Regions from separate parts of the Mus musculus genome. Here region 2 is linked to region 1. The links are chromatin loops, found by intact Hi-C in ENCODE. Cell type or tissue: heart. All regions are shown on one strand.

Region 1 (8,000 bases):
AGGAGTTGCTCTCCAAAACCAGAGAGCCTGGACTTACTGACTACTGAACAAGAAGGGACTTGTGTTTTGCTGAGGGAGAAATGTCGCTTTTATGTCAATGAATCTGGGCTGGTAAAAGAAGATATACAAATGCTCAAAGAACTCTGAAAGAACCTCCAGGCACTCTATACTCCAAACACCCCTAGCCTTTGGTATTCTAACCCCATGATAGTCTGAGTTCTTCCCCTCCATGGCCCTATACTAGCCATTGGAGTCTGGCTTCTCTTGACACCCTGTCTCATTCAGTTTTCAAAGCAGCAGATGAGTATCCTTGCAAAAATCACTACCAATCAGATCATGGTTCAGTATCAGACTGTTCTCTACATAGGAGACAGTTATTCTGGTGACACCTCTCCCTTATGAAAAGAAAAAGGGGGATTTGTGGGGCACTGGGCTGCACACAGACATCTTAGTCTCCAGTGAAGTAAAGGTCTAGAACCCCAGGGTCCCGATAGGTGGTAATTTCCACCTACGTAGGAAGGAAGGTGTTTGATCATGTCTCCTGCATCCCTGACTCCTGTCGAAGTTACCGCCCCACAGCCCCTGCAGGAGCGGTGTGTGGATATCAGTCACTTAGGAGTAGCACCAAGCCTTGCCACATGCAAATAAAGGTTTCCCCCAAGCTCTTAGTCCAAGGCAATGAGAGGTACCTGCTGTTGATCCCTGAATCACCCACAAAACTGTATATAAATCCTATCCAGGGAATTGAAGGTGTGCAAGAACTACTCTATCCCATCGTCTGAGTCCTTTGTTCCAAGAGCTGTCACACGTGGGAAGAGAACTTCTTTCCCAAAGCTCCACCTGTGGTTCGCTGCACTCCTCACTGGATAGACAGCTTCTCTTCAGCCCAGCCCAACCCAACCCAACTCAGTGCAGAGTGGCTTAGTGTTACTGAGAGACCTGGAAAGCATGGCAGAAAATTTGTCTCCCTGCCCATACTTGCTTCCCTTCACCAAAACTCTTGCACCAGGCCTGGCCAGGGATCTCCATGGAAAAACTCTGTTACCCAGGCCCACAGGTTTTGATCAAGTAGGGGAAAATGAAGTCTTAAAACTCACAAAAGAGAGACAGAGATGTTTTACCTGCCCACACCAATAAAATGTACACTCTCACGTGATCCTCAGCGAAAACACATGTGTGTATTATTCCACGTGGACAGGAACTTTATAAAAATTGAAGGGTAGGGTGGGATTCAGGAGTTCATGCTTCCCATTGGCTCATTGTGAGAGGCTAAGGATGCTCTATTTGCATGGGGAAGCACTCTAGCTGTTTTCCCTAGGTGACTGATTGTCATGGTCACCCTCAGTGGGATGACATGGTCACTTATTCCAGAGCAGGTAGAGGTGGGCAGGGAGTAGCCCTCAACCTTACCAGTTTTGTTAAGAGCAGCTTCTACTGCATTGTAAGCTCAAAATAAATAAACGTCACCAATGGATGGATGTAGGGAATGCTCAGATTCTGGTGTCCAGCAAGGGTGTGTTTACTTGGGCCCAAGAAAGGCAACTGGATTAACTCCTGAGGACACAAGAGTTTGTTGACTAACTGAGCTAGGGTGGAGTTACCTAGATCCCTATGTCTCCTGTCAGTCTGTCTTTCTCTCCTGCTGTTAGAATGCCTTGGTGCAGGAGAGTCTGGAGCCACCATCAGATTCAGGTCCAATAACTCTAGTATTTTGGCATAATTTAGGTGAGTGAGGAGTAGATGGGCACAGAGCAGGGGGCCCACTTCCTTTCACCAAATTGGTTCAATTCTGAAGAGCAAGTTCTATAAAGCATTTGAGATTTGGAGGCTACTTGGCACCAGAAGGGAAGCATCATGTGTTTTTGATCATTTCCCAAGAAAGCTGTGCACTCCTGGTGTTTATGCTATCTGTCAAAATACTAGCAGCTGTGCATCGCCTGAAGCATCTAAAACTCAAGCCACCCTGCTCCTGGAGAGCTAGGCTTTTTCCCCAGCACACCTGAATAGAGATCTACCAGGCACCTGAATGTCCTCCACACAGTTACCCCCCAGCACCCACTACACCTGAGTGGGAAACAGACTGAATTCCTCATCTTCATGGAACATGCCTCCCAGTGATGAAACAAAATCTACAGAAATAAGGGAAACATGTCAGACAGTGCGGGTGCACTAAAAACATGCACTAAGCCCGGAAAAAAGATAGAGTCTGAGGTGTAAGCTTGTGCATGGAGAGAGTAAGGTTAGGGCAGGATTCACCTAGACAACTGAGCAGAGCTTAGAGGATGAGGGAATTTGCCATATGAATGTGTGGTCAAAGGAGAAGCAGAGGCAAAGGTCATGGGCCTGATATACACCAAAGGAAAGGATCCAGGTTCTTAGGCTAAGGAGTGGCCAAAATATAAGGTGTTTTAAAGTGTCAGTTTAGAAGCTAGGTGTGGTGGTGAAACAAGTATTCATGAGGATGAGGTAGATGGATCTCTGTGCATTTGATGTGTTAAGATATGCCTGTCAATGTGGTTAGTTTCAGGTCATCCAGAATGAGGAGGTAGCAGTGGGCAAGGGAAGAGGGAAAAGTGTTAAGGTTAGGTTTCATGTTGGGGATCATTTAGTCCCATCTTGGTCATCTGAGATTTCTATATTATGTGTGACCTAGGTCCTATTGGTCTGTTTCCAAGGACCACCCTCTGCTTTGAGAGAGGTTCTGAGAAAAGAGGGGTTTGGGATCACCAAAAAAAAAAAAAAATGGCGTGAAATGAAATTGTGAATCCAAGCTGATGACCTGTGTTCTGCTTGATCCAGCTTTTCAGGTCTGCTTCTCTCTATGTTCTACTTTCTATCAGGAGGTTTCTCTGTCTATATGATGTTTGCTTGCTAATCAAAAAGATCTCTCTGTCCATGCCATGCTTGCGTGCATGTGTGTGTGCTTGTGTGCGTACATGTCTGCATGCATGCCTGTGTGTCTTGTCTCCAAACAGTTCCTAAAAAGATTCTCTGGGTACCTCATCTACTGCAAAACACAGTGCCCGTCTCTTATGATACATATCACTGCAGTCATTTACCCCAGGTTTTCCTTTTGATTTTCTTATGAAACAGCGTCCCATGACGAGGAGACAGCAAATATATATATATATATATATATATATATATATATATATATATATATATATGTTTTAAAAGAATTTGGAGTTCTATATGACTTTGTTAAACACAGACTATAGGATAGTTGGGTGGGATCCTACCCTGAAATTAACATTTCTAACATGTCTGACCCAAACCTTGCACTGTCCCAGGCTGATGTTGAACTCAGGAATCTTTCTTCTTTTGGAATCATAAACAACAGAAAAAAAATGTGGGATCTCCTGTGAGCAACACTCCCTTTTATCTCTTTATCTTTTTCCTAGTAATTGCCTAACAAGTTGATTTACCACATGGCTGCTTTTTTTATTTTAGATTCATGAAGCCCCTCATAAAATTCATTTTGCTTCCTTATTTTTTGCTTAGTTGAGAAATTATTTTCAAATATATGTTTCTAGGGTTCTTTTCCATAGCCTTAAGGGCAGTCCTGAAGGTTACAACATTTACCATTTTGCTGAGATATCACCGCACCCTCAGTTCCTGGACATGCACTGTTTGTGGCCATCATGGAGTCATTAACATTAACAGGAAGGATATTCCTTGGAAAGAAAGAGTCCTTCACTGATAGTGGGACCACAAAATATGCATATCATTAAAAACAAGCCTTTTGCCTACAGTAGCCATTGACATTCTCAAAGGCTTACACAGGGCCCTGTTGCAGGGATGGGAACTATGTCACTCTATCCAAACCAGGGCCAAACTGGTCCAAGCAGGTAAAGGGGAATGATGGCCATATGACTGTTTGGAGTGGAGGTCCAGGAGCTGTTTCTAAGGAGGATTTCAAATGATGCAGTGTAGCATCCTTTATGGTAAGGATTAATTTTGATGAAAGGGGTATTCGTCCTGGGGCAAAATTATAGTTCTTCTATTTAGAGGGGTACAAAATAAATAAATAAGAGCAAAAATCATTTAGACAGCTCTTCTGTGCTGAGACACATATGAGAGAAAGAGGCACAGTTCAATTCCTTCAGGACCCTAAAATAGCCATATTGAAATCTTTACTTATAAAATGGAAGCATCATATAAAGTCCTTAGAGGACAGAAGAGCAGCTTTCCAGTCTGTTCTAAGAACAAAATACATACCAGTCAAGTTGGTTTTGCTTCAGGGAATGCTCAGGCTGTGGCACCTGCCCTGAAGGGGCGTGGTCACCTCAAACTCTGCAAGGTACCCTGATTGCCAGTCAGGGACACAAGCACTCATTGATGTCACTGAGCTAAGATGGTGTTACCTTGCTCCCTGTGGATCCTTTCTGTCTGTCTTCTGTCTTGGTGTTGTGATGCCGAGTTGCCTGTGGCTCTGGACCCTGAGTCAGAATCAGTCCCACAACATCCAGTGATCAAGATTCAAGTAGGTGAGTAAGGAATATATTGGCACATGGCAGGCAACTCCCCTCCTGTTGTGGATTCATATCTGCAAAGCCAAAGCTGGAAGGGCCAGGAATTGGTATTTGAGGGTGCTCTACAATGAAGGGAAGGGGTCCATATGCCTTTTCTGAGCCCTCAGGAAGAGCTGTATATGTTGTCTTTATTAAAATCCTAGCAGCTGAGACATCAGCCTGCAGTGTTTCACAGGTCATCTTGTCCATGCAGAGCTCCCTCAGGGCAGCTCACTCAGGCTTTCATTCCTTCACATCTGAATAGAGATCTACTGGGCACCTGCATATCCTTCACACAGTTACTTCATAGCATCTACTACACCTGAGCATTAAGTGGTCTTCATCCTTCTGGAACTTTAATCCATAAATCCTGATTCTATACAGTAGCTCTCCTCCCTTTGTACAGTTCCTGAAATGTGCCTGGGCCTTATACCTTTTCACCTATCATAGGAGGAAAAGAAAGGAGGGGAAACATATAAAGAAGTAGGGAAACATGTCAAAACCAACATAAAGCCTGGAAGAAGATTGAGCCTGAGGTGTAAGCTTGTGCTTCTTCTGAACAAATTAGGGCAGGATTCACGCAAGAATGAAAACTGAGCAGAGCTGAAGTGGATGAGGGAAGATACCATATGGATGTGTAGTCAAAGGAACAGCAAATGGAAAGACCATGACCATATGTGTCCAAATGAGTCATAGAGGGAGCAGAGGGATCAAGAGGAGAGAGACTGGACACACCTGCTGGGGCTTTTAAGACTAGTGTAAGAACTCAGAATTGGACCTGGAACTTGTGAGGAGATGGGTAGCAGAATGTGCCTGCTTTACATTTTAAATAATTGTTCTAAGGCCATGGTGGTAGTTAGAGCCTGAATAGAGCTAGTTTAGGAAAGTAATTCCTCAGCACTCAGGAGGCAGAGGCAGGAGGATCTCTATAAATTTGAGGCCTGCCTGTTCTTCACCTTGAATGGAAGGTCAGCCAAAGCTACATGAGACTAGGTCATGTACAGTTAAAATTATAATAAAATGTAAGTGTTGTTCTATCTGTGACAATACATGGCCATGCAGGCCCTTCCATTGATCACTGAAACAAAGCTGTGGCTGTGATCTCTGGAGAGAAGACCTCATTAAAATTAAAGGGATTGAGGGACAGTCGAATGAGATCACAAAGAAGTCTGATGCTTGTCAACAGGGACAACAGGTGTTTTCTCATGTTTCTTGATAGACTCGGGCTTATTAGCTGTGAAGGTTCATTCTCTTCAAAAATCTTCTCAAGGAGATTCCCCATATAACATTAAGCTTAGTGGCCTGTTGGTCCTGGAGAATCCCTGGATTTACCCCTGTTGCTAGGCAGTTGATTTACTTTTTCCTCCTATGATAGCTGAAAAGGAATAAGGGCCAGGTACATTCCAGGAACTAAAGAAAGGGAAGAGAGAGACTGTATAGTGTCAGGATTGATGGATTAAAGGTATGAGAACATGTCTGTCTTGTCCCACAAGTGTCCTCATTTCTGTTGTAGTTGCTGTGTTAAGAAAAGATTGTAGATGTCACAGGAGCTGCAAGGGGACACTTCAGACCTTAAACTCCAGAGATGCAAGTAACTCAGAGCTGTACAGTGACAGGTGTTTGGTAACATGAAGTGTGGTTAAGTGGTGGGACTTTAACACATTTGAGAGTGGCAACAAGGGTTTAGATATGGACTGAGAGGTGAAGGGGGAGAGATGATACCACAGTTTTTTGGTTGAAACAATTTGAAAGTGAAGTTTTTTACCAAGGTTGGGTAGCTTGGAGGGTGAGCACAACTGAGACATTCTCTCTCTCTCTCTCTCTCTCTCTCTCTCTCTCTCTCTCTCTCTCTCTCCCTGTTTGTGTGTGTGTGTGTGTGTGTGTGTGTGTGTGTGTGTTTGTGCATGTGTGACACATTTCAACACATGAAAGAATCAGAGAACATTTCTCTTGAGTCAATTCTTTCATTATCACATATGGATCCCAGGGATTGAACTCAGAACATTATGCTTGGTAGTGCAAGTCTTTACTCATTTGTGACACTACAACTTGGCTATGGTCTTCTTTAATTCCATATAGCCTGAGGTAACCTAGAATTCTCTGTGTAGCCAAGGATTCCCTTGATCTCCTACTTCCAAATTGTTGGGTTTAACATCATATGCCTGGCTAACTTAGTTTTTGTAGACAGTGTCTCATATAGCATGGGTTGTCCTTTATCTTGATATATAGTATAGAATTCCTTTTTTACTTTCTCTCTATTTTATTTAAATTTGCAATTTTATTTTAAGGCAAGGTCTCACTGTGTAGCCACAGCTTTCCTGGATCTCACTATGTAGTCCAGGCTAGCCTCAAATCCCGTGATTCCCTAGCATCTGCCTTCTTAGTGCTGCCAATACAGGTGCCCCAAGTCCAAAGTTCTAAAGGTAACCTTGGAATCTTGCTCCTCTTGTGCTTTCCAAGATGTAGGGTTGCAGAAAAAGGTACCACTATCACCAGATCATTGTATTTTCTGGGGGAAGAGCACTGTGTTTTAAAGCCAGGCTCACTGGTGTGTATTCTAGGCTAAGTGAACACAGGAAACCATTGTCCCACCTGTGGTGTACTGGGATGTGGCATGTGATGGCACCCCCAATTTACAAATCATTCAATCTGATTCCCTTTTTACACAACTGGCCAGTGCTACAGAGGTGTTTGCACAGGTGAGACATCGAGTTCAGATCTACTGGTCTGGGGCTTACTTAAAGTCCTGTCACAGGGTGAAGTCATCCCAGGAGTGACTATGCCAGGAGTAGGGACACCTCAGTTTCTTGAGAAGGAATGGCCAACCAAAACACAGCCCAGGACAGAGACAGTGAGGGAACTGCCTGTGGGGTGTAGGAAGGTCAGGAGAGCTCAATGTCCTGGAAGCCACTGAGAAATGTTCCCTGAAGAAGGAAACAAGCCAAGTCTGATGGCTCAAATCTATGACCCCAGAAAGAGGTAGATGCCTGCAATTTCAAGGCAAATGTGGATTATTCAGTTGCTAGTAAGATTCTTGTGAGTTTCTCCACAGTATTGGATGATACCCCATATGAAAAACTGATAACAATAACAAAACACCAATAACAACAAAATTATGCTACCACCATAAAAGTAGATAGCAGTTCATCATACCACATGTACATAGGTCGGTTATGAGCAGCCTGGAAACTGATCATTGAAATTAGTTAAGTGAATATTGGTATCCATTTTAACAAAATAGTTTGAGACTGATATTTTTTCAATATTTTTATTAGCTATTTTCCTAATTTACATTTCAAATGCTATACCAAGATTGGCCTATATCCTTCACACACCCTGCTCACCCACCCACCTCGATTTTATTTCTTGGTGCAGGCCTGCCCCTGTATTGGGGCATATAAAATTTGCAAGACCAAGGGGCCTCTCTTCTCAATGATGGCTGACTGGGCCATCTTCTGCTACATATGCATCTCTGGGGGTACTGGTTAG
Region 2 (8,000 bases), 260 kb after region 1:
GGACGTTCCCGCCCCACAGCTCCTGCAGGAGAGGTATGTGGCTATCATTCATTTAGGAGCAGCACCAAGCCTTCCCACATGCAAATAAGGTTTCCCCCAAGCTCTCAGTCCAAGACAATGAGAGGTACCTGCTTTTGAACCCTGAATCACTCCAAAACTGCATATAAATCCTACCCAGGGAATAAAAGGTGTGCAAGAACTACTCTATCCCATCCTCTGATTCCTTTGTTCCAAGAGATGTAAGAAATGGGAAGAGAACTTCTTTCCCAAAGCAGCACCTGTGGTTCACTGCACTCCTCACTAGATAGTCAGCTTCTCTTCAGCCCAGCCCAACCCAACCCAACTCAGTGCAGAGTGGCTCAGAGTTACCGAGTGACCTGGAAAGCATGGCAGAGACTTCGTCTCCCTGCCCGTACTTGCTTCCCTTCACCAAAACCCTTGCACCAGGTCTGGCCAGGGATCTCCGTGGAAAAAAACTCTGTTACCCAGGCCCACAGGTTTTGATCAAGTAGGGAAAAATGAACTCTTAAAGCTCACAAAAGAGGAGCAGAGAGGTTTGACCTGCCCACACCAATAAAACGTACACTCTTAAGTGATCCTCAGTGAAAACACTTGTGTGTATTATTCCACGTGGACAGGAACTTTATAAACATTGAAGGGTAGGGTGAGATTCAGGAGTATGTGCTTCTCATTGGCTCATTGTGAGAGGCTAAGGATGCTCTATTTGCATGGGGATGTACTCTATCTGTTTTCCCTAGGTGACTGATTGTCATGGTCACCCTCAGTGAGATGACATGGTCACATATTCCAGAGCAGGTAGAGGTAGGCAGGGAGTGGCCCTCAACCTTACCAGTTTTGTTAAGAGCAGCTTCTACTGCATTGAAAGCTCAAAATAAGTACATGTCACCAATGGATGGCTGCAGGGAATTCTCAGATTCTGGTGTCTAGCAAGGGTGTGTTTACTTGGGCCCAAGAAAGGCAACTGGATTAACTCCTGGGGACACAAGAGTTTGTTGACTAACTGAGCTAGGGTGGAGTTACCTAGATCCCTATGACTCCTGTCAGTCTGTCTTATCTCCTGCTGTTACAATGCCTTGGTGAAGGAGAGTCTGGAACCACCAGAAGCATCCATGTGTTTTTGATCATTTCCCAGGAAAGCTGTGCACTCCTGGTGTTTATGCTGTCTGTCAAAATACTAGCAGCTGTGAAATCGCCTGAATCATATATCACTCTGGCCAGCCTTTCCCCTGGAGACCTGGGCAGTGCTTTCAGGTTTTTTTTTCCATCACGCCTGAATAGAGATCTACCAGGCACCTGCATGTCCTCCATGCAGTTCCTCCCAGCACCCACTACACCTGAGTGGGAAACAGACTGAATTCCTCATCTTTGAGGAACATGCCTCCCAGTGATGAAACAAAATGTACAGAAATAAGGGAAACATGTCAGACGGTGAGGGTGCGCTAAAAACATGCACAAAGCCTGGAAAAAGATAGAGCCTGAAGTGTAAGCTTGTGCATGGAGAGAGTAAGGTTAGGACAGGATTCACCTAGACAACTGAGCAGAGCTTAGAGGATGAGGGAATTTGCCATATGAATGTGTGGTCAAAGGAGAAGCAGAGGCAAGGTCATGGGCCTGATATACACCAAAGAAAAGGATCCAGGTTCTTAGACTAAGGAGTAGACAAAATATGAGATGTTTTTAAGTGTCAGATTAGAAGCTATGTGTGGTGGTGAACCAAGTATTCATGAGGAGGAGGGATATGGATCTCTGTGAATTTGATGTGTTAAGGTGAGCCTGTCAACATGGTTTGTTTCAGGTCATCCATAATGAGGAGAGAGCAGGTGACAAGGGAAGAGGGAAAAGTGTTGAGATTAGGTTTCATGTTGGGGATCATTTAGTACCATCTTGGTCATCTGAGATTTCTAGAATATTTGTGATCTAGGTCCTATTGGTCTGTTACAAGGACCAGCCTCTGCTTGAAGAGGGGTTCTGAGAAAAGAGGTGTTTGGGATCACCAAAATATATGACGTGAAATCAAATTGTGAATCCATGCTGTTGACCTGTGTTCTGCTTCATCCAGCTTTTCAGGTCTGCTTCTCTCTATGTTCTACTTTCTATAATGAGGTTTCTCTGTCTATATTCTGCTTCCTTGCTACTCTAAAAGATCTCTCTGTCCATGCCATGCTGGTATGCATGTGTGTGTGCTTGTGTGCATACATGCTTGCATGGATGCCTGTGTGTCTCTTTTCCAAGCAGTTCCTAAAAAGATCCTCTGGGTACCTCATCTACTGCAAAACACAGTGCCAGTCTCTTATGATACATATCACTGCAGTCATTTACTCCAGGGTTTTTTTCTTATGAATCAGCATCCCATGACTAGGAGACTCTGCAGGTCCTAACAGCAATAGGAATAGAACAGATGTAAGCACAGCTACCTAGCAGGTTGCAGAAACACAGATATCAGCATGACTCTTTCCTGAAGACACAGACCTTGTCTTCCCTATGTATCTTGCACTCACTAATAAGTGGATATTAGCCCAGAAACATAGAATACCCAAGATACAATTTGCAAAACTCAAGTAAATCAAGAAGAAGGAAGACCAAAATGTGGATACTTCACTCCTCCTTAGAATAGTGAACAAAATACCCATGGAACGAGGTACAGAGACAAAAGTTAGAATTGAAATGAAAGGATGGACCATCCAGAGACTGTCCTACCTGGGGATCCATTCCATAATCAGCCACTAAAAGCAGATACTATTGCATATGCCAGCCAGATTTTGCTGAAAGGACCCTGATATAGCTGTCTCTAATGAGGCTATGCCAGTGGCTGGCAAATACAGAAGTGGATGCTCATAGTCATCTATTGGATGGAACACAGGGCCCCAAATGTAGGAGCTAGAAAAAGTACCCAAGAAGCTGAAGGGGTCTGCAACCCTATAGGTTGAACAAGAATATGAACTGACCAGAACCCCGAGAGCTCATGTCTCTAGCTGCATATGTACCAGAAGATGGCCCAGTTGGCCATCATTGGGAAGAGAGGCCCATTGGTCTTACAAACTTTATATGCCCCAATACAGGGAAAGCTATGGACAAAGAAATAGGAGCGGGTGGGTAGGGGAGCAGGGCCTGTGAAGGGTATAGGGGAGTTTCGAGATAGCATCTGAAATTTAAGTGAGGAAAATATCTAATAAAAAACTGAAAAAAAAAATCAGTCTCAAACTTTTGTTAAAATGGACACCAATCTTCACTTGACTAATTCCAATGATCAGTTTCTAGGCTGCTCATAACCAACCTATGTACATGTGGTATGAGGAACTGGTATCTATTTTTATGGTGGTAGTATAATTTTTGTTGTTATTGTTGTTGTTATTAGTTTTCCTGTGTGGTATCATTCAATACTGTGGAGAAACCCACAAGAATCTTACTCGTGACTACATAATCCACACTTGCTTTGAACTTGCAAGCATCTACCTCTTCCTAGGACCATAGGTTTGAGCCATCAGACTTGGCTTGTTTCCTTCTTCAGTGAACATTTCTTCAGTGGCTTCCAGGAAACTGAGCTCCCCTGACCTCCATCCACTCCTCAGGAAGTTCCCTCTCTGTCTCTGTCCTTGGCTACTTTTTAGTTGGCCATTTCTCCAGAAGCTGAGGTGTACCTAGTCCTGGCACATTCACTCCTGGGATGATTTCACCCTGTGACAGGACTTTACATTGGCCCCAGACCAGTGGATCTGAACTCAATTTCTCACCTGTGCAAACACCTCTGTAGCACTGGCCAGTTGTGTAAAAAGGGAATCAGATAGACTGAATTGTAAATTGTGTGTGCCGTCACATTCCTACATCCCAGTTTAGAGGTCAGGTGTGGTGACAGGTGGGAGCATCCACGTGGAGATGGGGTGGGGTTCAGAAGAGGTGTGGGATATGGTGCACTCAGAGGATAGATGGTGAGGGGCAGGGAATGGAATGTGGAGTGTAAAGAATTAATTACAAATAAAATTAAATTAAAAAGGGAATAATTGTCTGGCTAAACATTTATCATCTGTCACAGCTCTACAGTTTCATGAAAAGTTGAAAACACTAACTTTTTGTGACTATGTTATTAGTAACGTTTGTATAGATAAACCCAGTTAATATTTTATCTTCTGTCCTTGCACCTATAGTAAATTGTTAGTTCCCTTCCTTTGACCTTTGGTTAATGGTTTTAAAACCTCTTAGAATGTTTTAAGTTGGAGAAATCCTGCTTACTATCTCAGAAGCAAATAACTCATGACACCTGAAGATTGGCAGAGTTCTAATTGCAATTTTGACATCAGGAAAGATTTGATAGCAATCTTTTTATAAAAGAGCTTCATAATTACTATAATTTTAAGAATTCTGATAAAATAATCATTAAGAATTATGGAATCAACTATTTGTCTATGTAACATCACTACAAGACAGTATTTCTTCATAGTTCTACTCAGATTTGTTCATAAGGTTGAACTAATACCTATTGATATATATATATATACATACAAATATATATATATATATATACATACAAATATATGTATACATACAAATATATATACATACAAATATATATATATATACAAATATGAAAACAGGAAACATATATTAATAGCAGGAAGATTTTCTAAAGTGAATTTGTTCTGGGCCTTGGCTTAAGGAGCAAACCTGTCATAGATTTTAATCTCAGGTGGATCCATCTCAGGAAGATCACCTGCTTGTTTTCAGCTTCCCCTTGAATGGATCCTGGCAGAACAACATGTACACATCAGTTATGGGAACTGATATTAGAATTAGCCATTAGAAGGTTGGTATTCATCTTGTCAACATGATTTGAGGGTGAACATTGTTGAGTTCTTTAAAGTAAACCACAAGGAGGAACTAAAGTCCTTGAATGTGGACAGCTGGTTCCAAGCTCTTTCAGATACCATGCTTATTAAAGCCAGGCTCAAAGGCTGTGTGTGTGTGTGTGTGTGTGTGTGTGTGTGTGTGTGTGTGTGTGATATAAAAGAATTCAGATTTCTATATGACTTTGCTAAGCACAGACTGTAAGATAGTTAGGTGGGATCCTAATCGGAAATTAACATTTCTAACATGCCAGACCGTAACCTTGCACTGTTCCTGGCTGTTACTGAACTCAGGAATCTTTCTTCTTTTGGAAACATAAACAACAGCAAAAAAAAAAAAAAGAAAGAAACAAAGAAAGAAAGAAAGAAAGAAAGAAAGAAAGAAAGAGAGAGAGAAAGAGAGAGAAAGAAAGAAAACCACTTAGCTGGGTGGGATCTCCTGTGAGCAACACTCCCTTAATCTCTTTATCTTTTTCCTAGTAATTGCCTGAACAGTTGACCTAGCACATGGCTACTTTTTTTACTTTAGATTCATGAAGCCCCTTATAAAATTCATTTTGGACAAGTCCCTTCCGCCCCACTCCAGCACCGGGGTACCTTGCCAGCGGAGACGCCCGACACCCGCAAGGGCCCACACAGGATTCCCCACGGGATCCTAAGACCTCTGGTGACTGGAACACAGCGTCTGCCCCAATCCAATCGCGCAGAACCTGAGACTGTGGTAAATAGGGAAGCAGACTACTTGGGCCTGACCTGGGGCACAAGTCCCTTCCGCCCCACTCAAGCACCGGGGTACCTTGCCAGCGGAGTCGCCCGACACCCGCAAGGGCCCACACGGGATTCTCCACGGGAGCCTAAGACCTCTAGTGAGTGGAACACAACTTCTGCCAGGAGGCAGGTTCGAACACCAGATATTTGGGGACCTTCCCTGCAAGAAGAGAGCTTGCCTGCAGAGAATACTCTGCCCACTGAAACTAAGGAGAGAGCTAGCCTCCCAGGTCTGCTTATAGAGGCTAACAGAGTCACCTGAAAAACAAGCTCTTACCAGAGACAACTATAACAGCTATCCTCAGAGATTACCAGATGGCGAAAGGCAAACGTAAGAATCCTACTAACAGAAATCAAGACAACTCACCATCATCAGAACGCAGCACTCCCACCCCACCTAGTCCTGGGCACCCCAACACGACCGAAAATCTAGACCCAGATTTAAAAACAATTCTCATGATGATGATAGAGGACATCAAGAAGGACTTTCATAAGTCACTTAAAGAATTACAGGAGAGCACTGCTAAAGAGTTACAGGCCCTTAAAGAAAAGCAGGAAAACACAACCAAACAGGTAGAAGTCCTTAAAGAAAAACAGGAAAACACATCCAAACAGGTGATGGAAATGAACAAAACCATACTAGAACTAAAAAGGGAAGTAGACACAATAAAGAAAACCCAAAGCGAGGCAACGCTGGAGATAGAAACCCTAGGAAAGAGATCTGGAACCATAGATGCGAGCATCAGCAACAGAATACAAGAAATGGAAGAGAGAATCTCAGGTGCAGAAGATTCCATAGAGAACATCAACACAACAGTCAAAGAAAGTACTCTACCCAACTCATTCTTTGAAGCCACAATTACTCTGATACCTAAACCACAGAAAGACCCAACAAAGGTAGAGAACTTCAAACCAATTTCCCTTATGAATATCCATGCAAAAATACTCAATAAATTTCTCACTAACCGAATCCAAGAACACAACAAAACAAACATCCATACTGACCAAGTAGGTTTCATCCCAGGGATGCACAGATGGTTCAGTATTTGGAAATCCATCAACGTAATCCAGTATATAAAAAACTCAAAGACAAAAACCACAAGATCATCTCATTGGACGCAGAGAAAGTATTTGACAAAATCCAACACCCATTCAAGATAAAAGTCGTAGAAACATCAGGAATTCAAGGCCCATACCTAAACATGATAGAAGCAATCTAGACCAAACCAGTAGATAACATCAAATTAAATGGTGAGAAGCTGGAAGCAATCCCACTAAAATCAGGGACTATACAAAGCTGCACACTTACTCCCTCCCTATTCAACAATGTACTTGAAGTCCTAGACAGAGCAATTCGACAACAAAAGGAGATCAAGGGGATAAAAATTGGAAAGGAAGAAGTCAAAATATCACTTTTTGCAGATGATATGTTAGTATATATAAATGACCCTAAAAGTTCTACCAGAAAACTCCTAAAACTGATAAACAGCTTCAATGAAGTAGCTGGATATAAAATTAACTAAAACAAGTCAATGACCTTTCTGTACACAAACGATAAACAGGCTGAGAAAGAAATTAGGGAAACAACACCCTTCTCAATAGTCACAAATAATATAAAATACATTGGCGTGACTTTAACTAAGGAAGTGAAAGATCTGTATGATAAGAACTTCAAGTCTCTGAAGAAAGAAATTAAAGAAGATCTCAGAAGATGGAAAGATCTCCTATGCTCATGGATTGGCAGGAACAATATAGTAAAAATGGCTATCTTGCCGAAAGCAATCTACAGATTCAACGCAATCCCCATCAAAATTCCAACTCAATTTTTCAATGAATTAGAAAGGGCAATCTGAAAATTCATCTGGAATAACAAAAACCTAGGATAGCAAAAACTCTCCTCAAGGATAAAAGACCCTCTGGTGGAATCACCATGCCTGACCTAAAGCTGTACTACAGAGCAATTGTGATTAAAAACTGCATGGTACTGGTATAGTGACAGACAAGTAGACCAATGGAATAGAATTGAGGACCCAGAAATGAACCCACAGATCTGTGGTCACTTGATCCTTGACAAGGGATCCAAAACCATCCAGTGAAAAAAAGACAGCATTTTCAACGAATGGTGCTGGCACATTTGGTGGTTATCATGTAGAAGAATGCAAATTGATCCATTCCTATCTCCTTGTACTAAGGTCAAATCTAAGTGGATTAAGGAACTCCACATTAAACCAGAGACTCGGAAACTTATAATGGAGAAAGTAGGGAAAATCATGAAAGATATGGGTACAGGGGAAAAATTCCTGAATAGAAAAGCAATGGCTTGTGCTGTAAAATTGAGAATCAACAAATGTCTGACATCTATTAAGTACATGG

The links. Hi-C counts contacts between places; a loop is a spot of excess contacts. Peaks named below come from ENCODE experiments on the same cell type or tissue, not always from the same donor. Only the 100,000 strongest peaks of a DNase experiment are listed, where the experiment ranks them.
Region 2: it touches region 1 in a loop (11-fold over the local background); 15 of 42 quality-filtered maps call a loop at or near these places.

Annotation. Positions count from the first base shown.
Region 1 is chr4:121,618,458-121,626,457 of GRCm38, reverse strand. It overlaps Gm12887 (predicted gene 12887), which reads left to right and starts at 4,333. Exons shown (of 4, transcript NM_001099309.1): 1 at 4,333-4,487. The coding sequence starts at 4,355. In heart, no CTCF peak of the experiment used is centred here; no DNase peak of the experiment used is centred here.
Region 2 is chr4:121,357,683-121,365,682 of GRCm38, reverse strand. No RefSeq gene overlaps it. Among named protein-coding and RNA genes, the nearest start is that of Gm12888, 37 kb to the right of the region's middle. In heart, no CTCF peak of the experiment used is centred here; no DNase peak of the experiment used is centred here.